2 separate regions of the Homo sapiens genome follow, and region 1 is linked to region 2. Evidence: chromatin contacts called from ENCODE Hi-C or POLR2A ChIA-PET data. All regions are on one chromosome and are shown on one strand. Each heading gives the region's core, a stretch centred on a gene start or an enhancer-like site at or near the end of the contact. The rest is flanking DNA. Distances are from core to core; before and after follow the strand shown.

Region 1 (6,630 bases), core at 51-2,550, 720 kb after region 2:
AGGGCCCTGCACCAGGGTGACCAGCACACTGTCCAGCAAGGTGAACGCGCACAGCGCAGCATCGGGAAGGATGCAGGCATCGGGGTCCACAGGGATCACGGGGGAAGGCTGGTCACCGTCCTCGCTGTCCCTGTCATCCTGGCTCGTAGACCTTTGAGAACAGGGACGCACTGGTCAGGCCTGGGCAGGGTGGGATTCCCACGTTCTCTTCACAATAACCTGGCATGGAGTAGTCTGGCTCAGGGGTTCCCGCAGTGACCCCCAAGGCCGCTCAGCAGTCCATCTGCCACATGGCCTCCCACCTTCCCCACGAAGGATACTCTTGACAAGAAGTACCAGGCATCCAAAACCAGCGTGAACCGACACCTGTCAGCATAGAACCGTCAGGCTGAGGCCCAGGCTGCAAAGTGCACAGGCTGCCCCCTCTACAGCCTGGGCCGCGGTCAGCAGCTGCTGGCTCTGCACTGAAGACAGGCCTGGCTGCCCGGAGCTCGCTTCCTTCCAACCCAGATGGTGTCCACTGATCACTGACTCGGGGTCACGGTGCCTTTGCTGTCTCCTCCCTCCAATAAAGACCCAACCTCGGGGGCGTGTCTCACCAGACAGCACCGGGCCACCAGGGCCCAAAGGACAGGATCCCGCGCCCCGCCGTGGGCTTAACCATGTGAACCCCACTTACTAAGGACTGTGAGCAAGACACTTGCAGAAAGAGTGCTGGGGGCAGGGGCTCCAGATAATCGGGCAGGGATGGCGGCCGAGGCTTCAGAGCTGGCGGCAGCCCGGGTCCCCAAGCGCGATGAGGTGGGGCTGCTCGCTCTGAAGCAGTCCGGGGGCAGCAGGAGTGTGCGGGAGGGAGGCCGCGGGCCCGCCCTCACCTGCTCCTGCCCGGGTGGTCCAGCGACAGGCAGTAGAGGCCCCTCCGGGCGCACAGCGCGTACAGCAACCTGCGCGGCGCCAGCAGCTCCAGGTGCCACACCTGGTCGGGGAACCGGAACGCCGCCTGCGGACCGGGGCGCGGGTCAGGCCGACGCGACGCGCGGGCCCGCGGTCTTCATTTTCACGCGAACCGCCGCCCCCGCCCGGTCCCTCCCGCCCCCGCGGGCCGGCGCTCACGGTCAGCAGCCCGCCCTCCTGGTCGTACACGTAGACGAGCTCGCTCCCGGTGGACAGGAAGACCTCTGCCTCATGGCACAGCACGCGGGGCTTGCCCGCCGCCAGGCCCCCGAGAGGGCAGCAGAAGCCCGCCAGGTAGCGGACCCGCGGCGCGGCGCCGGCCATCGTGCGCGCGGGCCCGTCAGAGTGAGAAGCCCCGGCCGCGCGGCGGCGGCTCCGCCTCGGAGCGCTTTACGGCAGCCCGCTGTGCGGCGCGACCTCCGCCGTAAAGCGGTCGGCGGTGCCGGGGGCGGGCCGGAAAGGACGCGCTGCAGGGACTCCGGGAGCTGGGGCGGTCGCTGGTACCCACGGGGAGCAGGGGAGCCTTCCTAGGGGCCGCGGCACCGTGCCGCAGGTCGAGGTTGACCCGGCCGGGCTGGTGGGAGCCCTCGGCGGCTTCATGGCCCCGGCTGCTGCACGGGTTCCCCAGGGTGGGGAAGCGGGTCCTGGCCGAGCAGAGGTTGCTCTTGGGCGGGGCGTCTCCCCGGAGCAAGCGCTCAGCTACTCGGGCTTTTGCGTAAACGCCTCGATTCTCTGGGCTCTCGGAGAGCAGCTGGGTCCTGCCGGAGCGCACTCCAGCCGGGGTCGGGGTGGGGCAGCGCCGGCTCTTGTCGTCCTAGGGATGGGTCTCTGCCCTGTGCTCTGCGAGCCGCCCCGGCCGCCCCCGCGTTCAGGGCCCAGCGGAGTGAGCCAGCTTAGGTGGAAGTGCGTCCCTCCCTCCGTGGCTGAACACGTGGGGACAGGGAGTACACCAATGGGGTTTCTGGGTTGGGGGCAGAGGACAAGAAAATGACTGTGAGCCAGGGCAAGATACCTCCACCCTCTCCCTCCTGGCAGCTCTCCACTTCCTCCAGGAGAGAAGTACTGACCAGAGAACGCCCGTGGAGGGGCCTGCAGTACGGACACCTGCTCCATGCCCGGAAGAGAGCGGAAACCAGGCACACCATTCACAAGTAAATGACCAAGGAACCCCGCCCCCGGCCCGCCTCCCTCCGTTTAAGAAGCCAATCTGAAGAGCGCTAAGGCCAGACACCCTCGAGGGAGAATCTAGGGGCAGGGCTGCAAAACTGGGCTTGGAAGTTAGGCAGACATCGTGGAGTCCGGGTGCACCTGCTGGAGCACAAAGCACCACTTGCAGACATCCTGACCGCCCCCCTTTGAGGTTGGGGTGGGGACTGACCCCAAGGCAACGGGGATGTCTGATTCTGAATGTTGGGTTAGACAGACTCAAGTGCGGCACCTGGAGTCAGTTCCTTGCTCCTCTCTTCTCGCCAGGGCTGCTCTGAAGGTGTTTGGGCTGGAAATGCTGTCTTTGATGCTGGGGAGTGGGGAGAGGAGGGCCAGGTGCATCTCATTTGGCCTTCAGAGTCAGGAAGTCAGATGCCGCATCGTTGTGAATTTCCCCACAGGGATCCTCCGCTGGTCTTCTGACCGAATTTCCCCACAGGAATCCGCAGGTCTTCTGACTGCTAGTTTTAACCCTCTGAAGCCTTGTGAGTCACTCGCTCACACACACCAACCCCATCCAGTCCTCCCAGGCCATCTCTTCCATACGGATGGTAACATGCCAAGACTGTCCTAGAGGAAATGATCACGATCACGTGGAGGAGGAAACGGACGTGGGAGAAGGCCCGCCAAACCAGCAGCCTCACCCCGCGGTTTACTCCGCTGCCCACCCCACTCTGCTCCGGGGGCTGGCAGGCTTTTGGCCCCACGCCAAGCCCAGCTCCTATCTGCAACAAGATTTATGATCAGTAGTCATGTGGGGGACCTTAAGCATGGATCCCAGGGGAAAGGGGGTGAGTTAGACACAAGCGAAGGGCTGAAGGCCGGCTCTCCATCAGCTGCTGGGCTGTGCCGTGCCCCACCTGTACTTGGCGAAGAGTGATGAGGGCTGAGGCAGCCTCTCTGTCCGTGGGTGTGGAAGATGCACACACTCCTAGCGGAAGCCTTCGAGACAGCAGCGCAGACCGCTGGACACTGCGTTTCTATGCCCAACTTGGAGGTGTTATCATCTCCCTAAGCACGAAGTATATGAAGGAGTCAATTTAGGTCAGACTGAGGGGAGAAAAACCATGAAGCTTCAGGCTGTGTTGAGGGCGAGGAGGGCTGGGCCTTGAGGGACCTCTCCTCAGAGCAGCACAGCCCAATAAGGAGAACACAGCAGGAAGGTGAGGCAGGGACCCAGGAACCCGACTTCTCCCTTTTTTTTTTTTTGACACACACAGGTTCTCACTGTGTCTCCCAGGCTAGAGTGTAGTGGCACAGTCTCGGCTCACTGCAGCCTCAACACCCCAGGCTCAAGCCAACCTCCTGCCTCAGCCTCCCGAAAAGCTGGACTATAGGTGCACACTACCACGCCAGGCTAATTTTTTGTCTTTTTTAATAGAGACAGGGTTTCGCCATGTTGGCCACGTTGGTCTCGAACCCCGGGCCTGAGTTCTATTTCTAAGCAGTACAATTTGCTTGATTTAATGGGGGAGTGGCATCCAGAACTGTTTTAAATTTTTTAATTTTGGCCAGGCACGGTGGCTCATGCCTGTAATCCCAGCACTTTGGGAGGCCGAGGCGGGCAGGATCACAAGGTCAGGAGATCGAGACCATCCTAGCTAACACAGTGAAACCCCGTCTCTACTAAAAATACAAAAAAATTAGCTGGGCATAGTGGCGGCGCCTGTAGTCCCAGCTACTCGGGAGGCTGAGGCAGGAGGATGGTGTGAACCCGGGAGGCGAGCTTGCAGTGAGCCGAGATCACGCCACTGCACTCCAGCCTGGATGACAGATTAAAAAAAATTTTTTTTTAATTTTTTGAGACAGTCTTTTTTTTTTTTTGAGATGGAGTCTCACTCTGTCGCCCAGGCTGGATGGAGTGCAGTGGTGCCATCTCGGCTCACTGCAAGCTCTGCCTCCCAGGTTCACGCCATTCTCCTGCCTCAGCCTCCCGAGTAGCTGGTATTACAGGCACCTGCCACCATGCACGGTTAATTTTTTTGTATTTTTAGTAGAGACGGGGTTTCATTGTGTTAGCCAGGATGGTCTCCATCTCCTGCCCTCTTGATCCGCCTGCCTCGGCCTTCCAAAGTGCTGGGATTACAGGCATGAGCCACCACGCCTGGCCTATTTTTTGAGACAGAGTCTTACACTGTTCAGGTTGGAGTGCAGTGGCATAAACTCGGCTCACTGCAACCTCTGCCTCCTAGGTTCAAGCAGTTCTCCTACCTTGGCCTCCCAAGTAGCTGGGATTACAGGCGCACACACATCACTACACTGGCTAATTTTTTCTATTTTTTAGTGGAGATTGGGTTTCACCATGTTGACCAGGCTAGTCTTGAATTCCTGACCTCAAGTGATCCACCAGCCTTGGCCTCCCCAAAGTGGTGGGATTGTAGGTGTGAGCTGCCACACCCAGTTTTTTTGTTTTTTTTGTTTGAGACAGTCTTGCTCTGTTGCCCAGGCTGGAGTGTGCAGTGGCACAGTCTCAGCTCACTGCAACCTCTGCCCCCGGGGTTCAAGTGATCCTCCAGCCTGGGCCTCCCAAGTAGCTGAGATTACAAGTGTGCACCACCAGGCCCATCTAGTTTTTGTATTTTTAGTAGAGACAGGGTTTCACCGGGTTGGCCAGAACTTCTGACCTCAGGTGATCCACCTGCCTCGGCCTCCCAGAGTGCTGGGATTACAGGTGTGAGCCACTGCGCCCGGCTTTTATCTTTACATCGAACCAAAGAGGATGCCAAGGATCTTCACTGGCTCTCACATAAGACGGCCATGATCAGGTACTGGCTCACTGCATGGCCCAGGCTGCTGCTTTCTCTGATACAACCTCCCCGAGCCTCCTCACCTCAGCTTTTTAAATTTTTTTTCAGACAGGGTCTCACCCCGTGGCCCAGGCTGGACTTGCGATCACAGCTGGCTGCAGCCTCAACCTCCTGGGCTCAAGCGATCCCAGGAGCTGTGGGTAAATCGAGTGAACTGCACTGTGTTGAAGGTGCAGGATTGGAGTCCGGGTGCTGGGGGACTCACCCTCTCGCTCCTGGAGTCCAGAAGCCAGGACACCTTGGTCACTGTCCTGTGGCCTGCTTCACCCCAGGGCCCTCCTTCAGAAATTAGTTGGAGTTTTTTTTAGTAACTGCTCAAGTCAGCTATGAGTCACTGACCAAAGGACAAAGTGGTGCTGAACAGTGACTGCCAGGCTCCTATCTGAGGCTCAGAGAGCACTTGTTCTAGACGCTTTCTGTTGTCACAGGGAAAGACAGCTCAAGCAGGAACACAGGCAGTGTGTCACCCCCAGGCCTCACTCCTTGCTGCACCTGTGCAGTCTGGCCTTCCTGGGCTTTGTCCTTCACCTGCTGTTTGACCACATGTACCTGTCCACAAAGCAGTGACTGTGGGGCAGTCGCAGGGCTGACAGGTGCGGCAGAGGCAGAAGAGGCACCCAAGGGCGGCGGGGCCGTCAAACACTGACGCACTCTCCTCCTCCCCCAGATGTTAGCACTTTAAGAAACTTATCGAGGAGCCAAGGTTGGGAGGGATCGGCTGGGGAAGTGGGATCCCCACCTTTAAATGGACCATGCACATACACGTAAAACAGTGATATCTTGGAGACAAGTTATCAAATCCCCCCACACTGAGCAGATGCCAGACAACAGTTGAGTGCGCAGGAAGGACACACCAGGACCAGGCAGTTGCTTCAGGCGCTTTTATTAGGTTCCACTGCAGGGCTGGGGTCAATGTAATGCAAATCCAAGCCCAGTGATGCACACCTGTGAGCCGAAACAGAGCCGAAGCAGGAGCACCTGTGTCCCAGGAGCAGCTGGTTGGAGGGAGCCAGGGCCAGGCCCCACCTCCTCTCGGGACCAGGAGACTGGCAGCCGCTGTGTTCACCTGGGCAGGTGTGCACCCAGTCACCCCCACTGGATTATGGTGCTGGTAGCATGAGAGGGTGTGTCCACACCAAGGGCAGGTGAAGATGCGAGGTGGGGCTGAGACCTCCTTCCCACAAGAGGAGGTGGCTGAGCCTCCCAGGGCCTGAACTCTCACAGCAGGGCTCACCCCCAAGCCTGTATGCTTAGCTCTGACTCTCTTTGGACAATAAAATAAAGTGCATTACTGAACAAAGAGTAACTCAAAACCAGAATCAGACAAATCGCCAATGCTTTTCCTTTAGCTAAAAGACAAAAGAAAACATGAATGATGTGAATGCCGGAACTTCAGAGTAAGGGAAATGCTGGTGGAGGACAACGGAAACTATAATAGCGTGGTGGATAAGGACGAGCGAGTGGGAGAGGAACTGGCAACGCGGCTCTCTCTAGAAGTCCGTGCTGTCCAGCCTCTGCCCAGTGGTGGGGGAAGGCCTTGGACTCACAGGGAAGCAATGCAGGAAGCCTTGGCCACCTAGGCTCACAGCTCATCTCAGGACCAGAGGAGACAGCAGAGGACAAAACTTCAGTGTGACAGCTGCTAGGAGGGAGAGCAGACAGC
Region 2 (7,380 bases), core at 2,082-4,581:
CAGCGTGAATCTAGAGCTAAAAAGTAAACACGAGTCAGTTCCATTTAATGCTGAAAATTATATCATGAGCCAACTTTGATAGGGAATTGAATGTAAAAATTGGGCTTTAGATTTGGAGAAGATCCTAGATCCTCGTAGGAGAAGAAAGACTGGAAATGTGGTCTGGCTGGTCAGGAGCCGGGACAGCAGGTCCCACGCTATAGGTGTACACAGATTCTCCCCGCTGGCTTCTCTGTTCTGTGGCATCTTCCTGGTTTCCTGGAGTCAGGGCAGCTCCACTGGCCTCAGTTTCCAGAGAACAAACCTGACTGAGGTGGACTTGCCACCTTGGCCACTGACCAGTTCCGACCCCGCCCCGCCCCAACTCCAGCTCCACCCAGTTCTCTCATTTCCTCTCCTCTCACTGCCACCAAAACATTATGTCAAAAAATGGGGGTTTCTCAGTCTGTATCAGTTCACTATGTGTGCAGAAAATTTATCGGAATGACTTTAACGGTAGTAGACCACCCCCCAATTCTGAGTGCTGACAGTTTGTAAAAGGCCCTTTCCAGGTGCTCTGCCAAAGCCACTCACGCACGGCCTTCTCACGGCGTCGGGCTGCTGCGCCCCACGGTGCCCCCGCGCTGGGCCATCTTGCACGGGCCGCTGCTGTCCAGTGGCTTCGAAAGGAGTTTGGTAGTTGAGGTGAGACCGCAGGTGCGCTGCTCCAGTGGCTTCGAAAGGAGTTTGGTAGTTGAGGTGAGATCGCAGGTGCACTGCTCCTCAGGAATGGCAGAGGCTTCCCATGATGGGGAGCATCATTTTCATCTTTTTTTTTTTTTTCGGAGGCGGGGTCTCGCTCTGTCACCCAGGCTGGAGTGCAGTGGTGTGATCTTGGCTCACTGCAGCCTCAACCTCCCAGGGTCAAGCAATCCTCTCACGTCAGACCCCCAAGTAGCTGGGACTACAGGCACACGCCCAGCTAATTGTTTTGTATTTTTTGTAGAGATGAGGTTTCACCAGGTTGCTCAGGCTGGTCTTGAACTCCTGAGCTCAGACAATCCTCCCACCTTGGCCTCCCAAAGTGCTGGAATTAACAGGTGTGTGCCACCGCGCCCAATAGGGAACATCATTTTAAAGCAGCTCTTTGCTTCCCAGCGGAGATTCCATAGCAGCCGTGTGTTGTTCCGATGTGTGTTTTCCCAAATGCGCTACACAATTAAGGTGCTTAGGAGGGAGGAGAGGCAAGCACAGAGGTTTGGCTTGCACTAGCTCCACGTCCTTCCCGGGTTTCAGAAAGGCATGTACTTGCCCTTGCACTGCCCAGAGACCAGGCCCCAGCACTGCCTCCTCTCCATTCCCCACGGAGGCTGAGACGATTCCTCAGTCCATGTCACCCTGAGAAAATCCCCCTCCAATAAGGCATTTGATTCTGTGGAGTCCGTTATTGCAGAATTTTACCTCCACTCTGTCCTAGGCGTGTTAACATTCGAAGTCTAATTCTAACTCTTAGACACTCTCACCACGTCCTTAACACGAGTGAGTTTACTAGTCTGGACACAGGAGGGAGGCTTCTGGAAGACTGGGAAACCCCAGGCCTTCTTAGATATGAGCAGTCCTTGCTGCTCGTGATGAATTTCATGCATGACTTTATCACTGTCCATCGGAATCCCGCCGAGGCTCTGGAGGCAGAGATGTCAGATCTCTGATGACAGTGAACTTCCACAGAGGGCAGCAGCATCTCCCTGTGTATCCTTGTGTATCACTATGTATCCCTGTGTGTCACTGTGTATCCCTGTGTGTCACTGTGTCACTGTGTATCCCTGTGTATCACTATGTATCCCTGTGTGTCACTGTGTATCCCTGTGTGTCACCGTGTATCCCTGTGTGTCACCATGTATCCCTGTGTGTCACTGTGTATCCCTGTGTGTGCCTGTATGTCACCGTGTATCCCTGTGTATCACTGTGCACACAGTAAAATTTAACAAGAAGCCAGTCCATTCCACCATGTTACCATGTTGCAGATTTAGGGAGGCGTAACCACACAGACTTGGTACTGGTCTTGATTGTGGAGGGCCTTTATGCTGAGCCAGAGATGAGGAAGATGTTGGTGCCTGGCTATAAGGGCTTGAGCCAGGTGGATACGGAGGGCATGCAGCCAACACCGCTCTTGAGACACCGGCTGGGTTAGTGTGGAAAAACTCCATTGAATGGTTTGCCTTTCTCCCTGGAGGTAGTTAGGTGTACTAGTTGAAACACCCATTCATTGGGAACCCGTGATCCAGGGGCTTTACAAATGGGCATGTGTGAGCATAGGCAGCATAGGCTGCCGTGGCCCCAGGTGTCAGGGTGCAGGCGGCTCCTGTCTTGGAGGCTTCCATCCCCCGTGGAAGCTCGTGCTGGCCACTGGAGCAACATTCCCGCAGGTGGGAAGGCCGCGAGGAGTGGACGAGGCAGCTCAGGCCTGGGGGACAGACTTGGAGCTCACATGCCCATCGCCCCCCTGTCCTGTGGCAGTGTCTGGTCCAGCCTCATCCAGGGAGGGAGGGAATGTGGCCTCCACCTTGAGTGGCATGTCCCAGCTCCAATGCTGTTCCTTAACAAGGGCAGGGAGGGAGGCACAAAGGAGTGAGGAGTGGTTTCAGACGCTCAGACGGAGAACATTCGGCTCAGAAACAGAATCGTGCTCTCCTCTGTTACTAGATTTTGCCAACTGCAACTGAGGACTGAGCTGCTGTGGAGGTGGGCTCCTCACCATGGGAGCATCACCGGGGGCTCTGCAGGGCTGTCTGCCACGAAAACAATGCCCAGAGCTCTCTCCTCCCCTCATCAATAGACCAAAGTGTGTACATCCCCAGGGAGCACACAGGAAAGATAGCAGAAAAGAGCATTTGGAATAAATAATGTACAATCTAGCTATTATACTCCTTGGGTGGTGATGGAGAGGTTGAATTTTTAGCAAGAGGAAAGAGGGAACAAAGCCTAACAAACATTGAGGTTAAAACATGAAGTCATCTGCATTTACACTTTGCTTCAGGCCGCGGCAGTAATGAATACTCAGAGCCGGCTTTCTGTTTAATGTTTGATGCAAAGTCACCGGGGAGTCATTCTCCTTCACTTTCAATTTCAGGGGTCCTGAAACCCTGCGTTTCTCTGCGGTAATAACCCGTGCTTTCCGTTCCCGGGGCGGGCGCGCTCTGACTGATCAGCGCAGATGGAGGCTGTGCGGACTTGGACTTGGACGGTTTTCCTCCAGCCCACCTCCTGGGCACCCGCCATCTCAGGGCTGTTTCCTGAAAACCCAGCTCTTGCCTGGATGACATGTTTTCCAGGCGAGTGACTCATCAGAACAGCCAACAGCTTAGAAAGTCCCTCTGCCCCCAGCTGCTGGGGGGGAGGAGCCCACGATGCAGATGAGCTGGTCACAGCTAATCACAGCCTCCTCCCCTCAGATCTGCACTCCAGCACTCCAGCCCTGCTTCTCCAGGCAGCTTGATCGCAGGCTGTGGGAAGTGCTAATCCAGACACCTTCCCGGTCCCCTCCCACCTTCTGCTGTCGTGTGCTGCCAAACCTCACAGGGCTGGCTGCTGCCGCCGAAGCCCACCACCATGGCCTCTCGTGTGTACGTAGGACCCACTTTCCCACTTGTCTTTAGCTGGGAATCCCAAATTAGAGCTGCAAGTGTGTGTTGATTTTACCGTAGAAAATGCAGCCAGTTTTAATCAACAGATAAATGTTCATTAGAGAATACCGTTGTTCTGCTGTTTAAAAGGTTGCCGTGCAGGCCGGGTGCAATGGCTCACGCCTGTAATCCCAGCACTTTGGGAGGCCACGGCAGGCAGATCACCTGAGGTCAGGAGTTCGAGACCCGCCTGACCAACATGGTGAAACCCCGTCTCTACTAAAAATACAAAAATTAGCCAGGCGTGTGGCACATTCCTGTAATCCCAGCTACTCAGGAGACCGAGGCAGGAGAATCACTTGAACCCGGGAGGCGGAGGTTGCAGTGAGCCAAGATCGCACCACTGCGCTCCAGCATAGGTGACAGAGTGAGACTCCGTCTCAAAAAACAAAACAAAACAAAAGGTTGCCATGCGATTTTAGAATTTAATGGGTAATCTGGCCCTGTAATTTGGTTAAATAAATAAATAAATAAACCACCCACGGCCCCGAGAGGGCCTCTGGCTTGCTCAGCAGGCGGTGCCAGGGTGCAAGCTCCTCCCAGTACCTCCGTCTTCCCTGCCTTGCTCTGAGTGGGGCTGTCCTTCGGGCCCAGGCCGAGCTGTGGCTTGAGGTTCAGGGCCGCTTCACTGTGTGCTGATAATCGGGTTCCAGCGCTTGTCTTTCAGCGGTTTGTAGGCGTTCTTTTACATCCTTTCTTCTCATTAGTACTTGAACAAAGTTATTTTCCTCCTCTCATGTAGACAGCTCTGCCTCGAGTCCACAGCCCTGGGTAGCCGGACGGCCCCGAGCAGCCTCCGTGCATCGTCTGGGCGCCGAGCCACAGCCCTTCCTCCTGGGCTTTGTGTCATCCCCGCAGCCTCCTGAGCCTCTGTGCATCAGTGAAACCAGAACCATCTGGGGCTGCTTTTCTGGTCTGAAATGTGGAGCTGGGTCAGTCCCCGCCTCCCACCCCGGGGCTGGATCCAAGTGGGCCCCCAGCCTTTTAGGAGCACATGTCCCACTGCAGCAACATGGGTCACGTGTCCGAGAGAGATTGTCACCCGTGGCTCTGACACAGCTTTGCTGGGCGGCATCCTGTCCGGTGTGCTGAGCGATGTCTCCAGTGCAGTTCAGGCCTTCAACACCAAGCGAGGGCCTTGGAGAACGTGCGAATAGGCTTTCCGGGAGGCATGGTTCCAAAGGCGCCTTGCCCAGCACTGACCGAGGCCACACCAGGTGCCACGCTGGTCTGCTCGGCCCACGGCCCGGACACCCTCTCTGCCCTCCTCTCGCCTCCACCTCCCCTAACTTGCACACACTTTCTTCTAACTCCTGAAGCAGAAACTTTTTATTTGATTAAATTCGAGGAATCTTTATAGAGTTTAATTGCAATAATTGACTTTGCTTCTGTCTTAACAAAGAGTAAAATCTCCCTCAATGCTGCTGAATACCATTTGCCTGCAGCTGGGGATTTACTGGGCATATGGGAGCTATTTATTGCACGTACTTTGAGGCCTTTTGATTATCTCCTGATTGCTTCTTAACTCTGTTGGCAGGGGAAGGGCATGTTTGTGCAAAGAGGGCCAGTCTTGGGAAAATTGAAATATATTTCATATATTTGAAAGTGAAAAATTGCTCTTTAGTCCCTTTGTTCATCTTAAACTTTTACTTTTTTTTCTGGATTTTAACATTTTTCATTCTCATTTTGGTCCTTTACTAAGACATTGAGAAAATATGCCCTTTGACACGGCAGCACGGAGTGTCATTAACCTAAAAAATAACACAGAGTCCTCGAGTCTCTTAGAAAATTACCCAGGAGAAGAGAGCGCAGTGCTAGAAGCAGAATCCAGTATACTGATCATCACTCGGTTTCCACAAGGAACATATTTCTAGCAGAAAGGGAGAGTAGGGCTGAAGGGATTGCTGTCCTTCCTCCATCCCTACGACGAAGGTTGAGTGTCCCTAATTCAAAAATCCAAAATGTTCCAAAATCCGAAACTCTGTGAGGGCCACCACGCTGCCACAGGTGGACAGTTCCCCTCCCGACCTTGCGGGCGCAAACTTTGTTTCATGCACAAAATTGTGTAAAATTCGCTTCAGGCTGTGTGTGTAAGAGGTATATGAAACATACATGGAGTTTACTCTTAGACTTGGGTCCCATCCCCTGATATCTCATTATGTATATGCAAATATTCCAAAACCTGAAAATATCGGAAACCCAAAACACTTCCGGTCCCAGGCATTTTAGAGAAGAGATACTCAACCTGTATCCGCGGAGATCAAGACTGTGTTCTGTGGCTGTGCTGAGAGCGAGGTGATGATTCACTTCCAGTTGAGAGTTCATGTTGGATGTTGTGGCGGGGCCACAGCAGCTGCCTCCGACTGACCCCTGCTTTGTGTCAGCCGCTCTACGAGGACGCTGTGAGGGAGGCATGATCATAAGCCCATTTCACAGATGGTGAAACGGATCCTAGAGAGAGAGCCACGCGCCCAGAGCCCCAGAGCCACACGCTGAATTTCACCAAGCAGCCTCCCACACGGGCTCCCTGGTCAGGCCCTCATCCTCCGGGCGAGGCAGCGAGGCAGGCAGGTCAGCCGCTCCCTGGGCCGGAGCTAGTGGGTAGCAGAGCTGGGAGCAGAGCCCAGGCTCATGGCTCCCGGTCAGATCTTTTCTTCCCTCTCTCCTTCTCGAAAGTCACACGGGGCTGCTCATGCACAGAGGGTGCTTTCCTGCTCGCCCTCACTCTCATTTAGCCAATGCATATTGAAAGCCTGCTATGTGCCTGGCACTGGGAAAGAAGTTGGGTACGGCTGGATGCCAGGGCACCTGCAGGATGTCTGTAATTCAGCGTGTGGCTCTGCGGCCTTGGGCGCGTGGCTGTCTCTCTAGGGTGAAACAGTCTCATGATCATGTCTCCCTCACAGTGTCCTTGTAGAGCAGCTGACACAAAGCAGGGGTCGGTCAGAGGCAGCTGCTGTCCCTCTGCCACAGGGCTAGAGATGTCAGAGGTGCTGGGGTGTGCCAGGCCTGGGGTACCACGAGAAGGCCAGAGCCACAGAAAGGCTTAGGGGGGCTGTGTTAGAGCCTCCGAGAAAGCTCACAGGGCAGCTGGCCTGGAGGGAGGTGCCGGCAGAGGGGCCCATTGGGAGGGGGCTGTTAGGACAACACCGAGGCTCTGACAAGGCCATGTCAGGAAAGTGGCGATGGTGGCTGGGGGTGCCCCATAAGGCTGTTGCCTACACCTGGGAATCCCAGGAACTGGCCTGGAGGTGTGAGGTCCAATTCAGACTGCCGGCTGTTCCTACAGTAGAATTGGGGTGTGGAGCTCTGGGGAGAGGTGTGAGGCTATTTTAAATAGCGTCTGGGGGTGTCGGTGAGCAGGTGGCATTGGGCGCCCTGAGCAAGGATGAGAGCAGGCAGGGAAAGGGCTGTGGAAGCTGCAGCAGTGCGGCCCTGAAGGACGGGGTCGGGAGCCCGGGGAGGAGGCTGTCTCACGTTCACCGTGACGGGAAGGAGGCCGGAGGAGAAAGCCTCATAATGTCCAAGGGGGAGAACTCAAGAGGGACAGTGTGGTCGGTTACTGTGACAAGGGGTCTCGACAGGGGAAGCACATCACCGGGGTCATCTGTGGAGCCACTGTGGCTTGGGGGGAGCAGCTCTATGCATGGTAGGAGACCCCAGACTGCAGGGTGCCTGGTGAGACCCACAGGGAGGCAGCAGGAACTGACTGAGCAGG

Evidence for each region. A loop is a pair of places that touch in the nucleus more often than their neighbours do. ChIA-PET counts read pairs that join two places held with the same protein, here RNA polymerase II (POLR2A). Pooled maps may share reads with other maps.
Region 1: a pooled map shows a loop between it and region 2 (3-fold over the local background). The contact joins the promoter of FAAP100 here to the enhancer-like site in region 2. A Hi-C loop is called at or near these places in 1 of 50 pooled maps. POLR2A ChIA-PET finds 5 or more read pairs at or near these places in 2 of 52 experiments (Panc1 and activated T-cell).

What each region holds. Positions count from the first base shown.
Region 1 is chr17:81,551,053-81,557,682 of GRCh38, forward strand. It overlaps FAAP100 (FA core complex associated protein 100), which reads right to left and starts at 1,301. Exons shown (of 9, transcript NM_025161.6): 1 at 1,114-1,301; 2 at 876-1,000; 3 at 1-151. The coding sequence starts at 1,278. LOC124904085 (a long non-coding RNA gene) reads left to right here and starts at 1,307. Exons shown (of 2, transcript XR_007065947.1): 1 at 1,307-1,454; 2 at 1,990-6,267. It overlaps NPLOC4 (NPL4 homolog, ubiquitin recognition factor), which reads right to left. Exons shown (of 17, transcript NM_017921.4): 17 at 5,835-6,630. RefSeq lists silencers at 868-967, 1,028-1,267, 1,408-1,567, 2,148-2,227, 2,238-2,307 and enhancers at 1,708-1,827, 2,357-2,932.
Region 2 is chr17:80,829,945-80,837,324 of GRCh38, forward strand. All of the region lies in intron 9 of RPTOR (regulatory associated protein of MTOR complex 1), which reads left to right. Among named protein-coding and RNA genes, the nearest start is that of CHMP6, 160 kb to the right of the region's middle. RefSeq lists enhancers at 1,902-2,674, 3,141-3,450, 4,220-4,991 and a silencer at 3,279-3,495. Within about 2 kb of position 3,332, at least 41 of the 41 ENCODE cell types and tissues checked have a DNase peak (open chromatin) inside an H3K27ac peak, as active enhancers do; they include Panc1, where a contact is called at or near this core.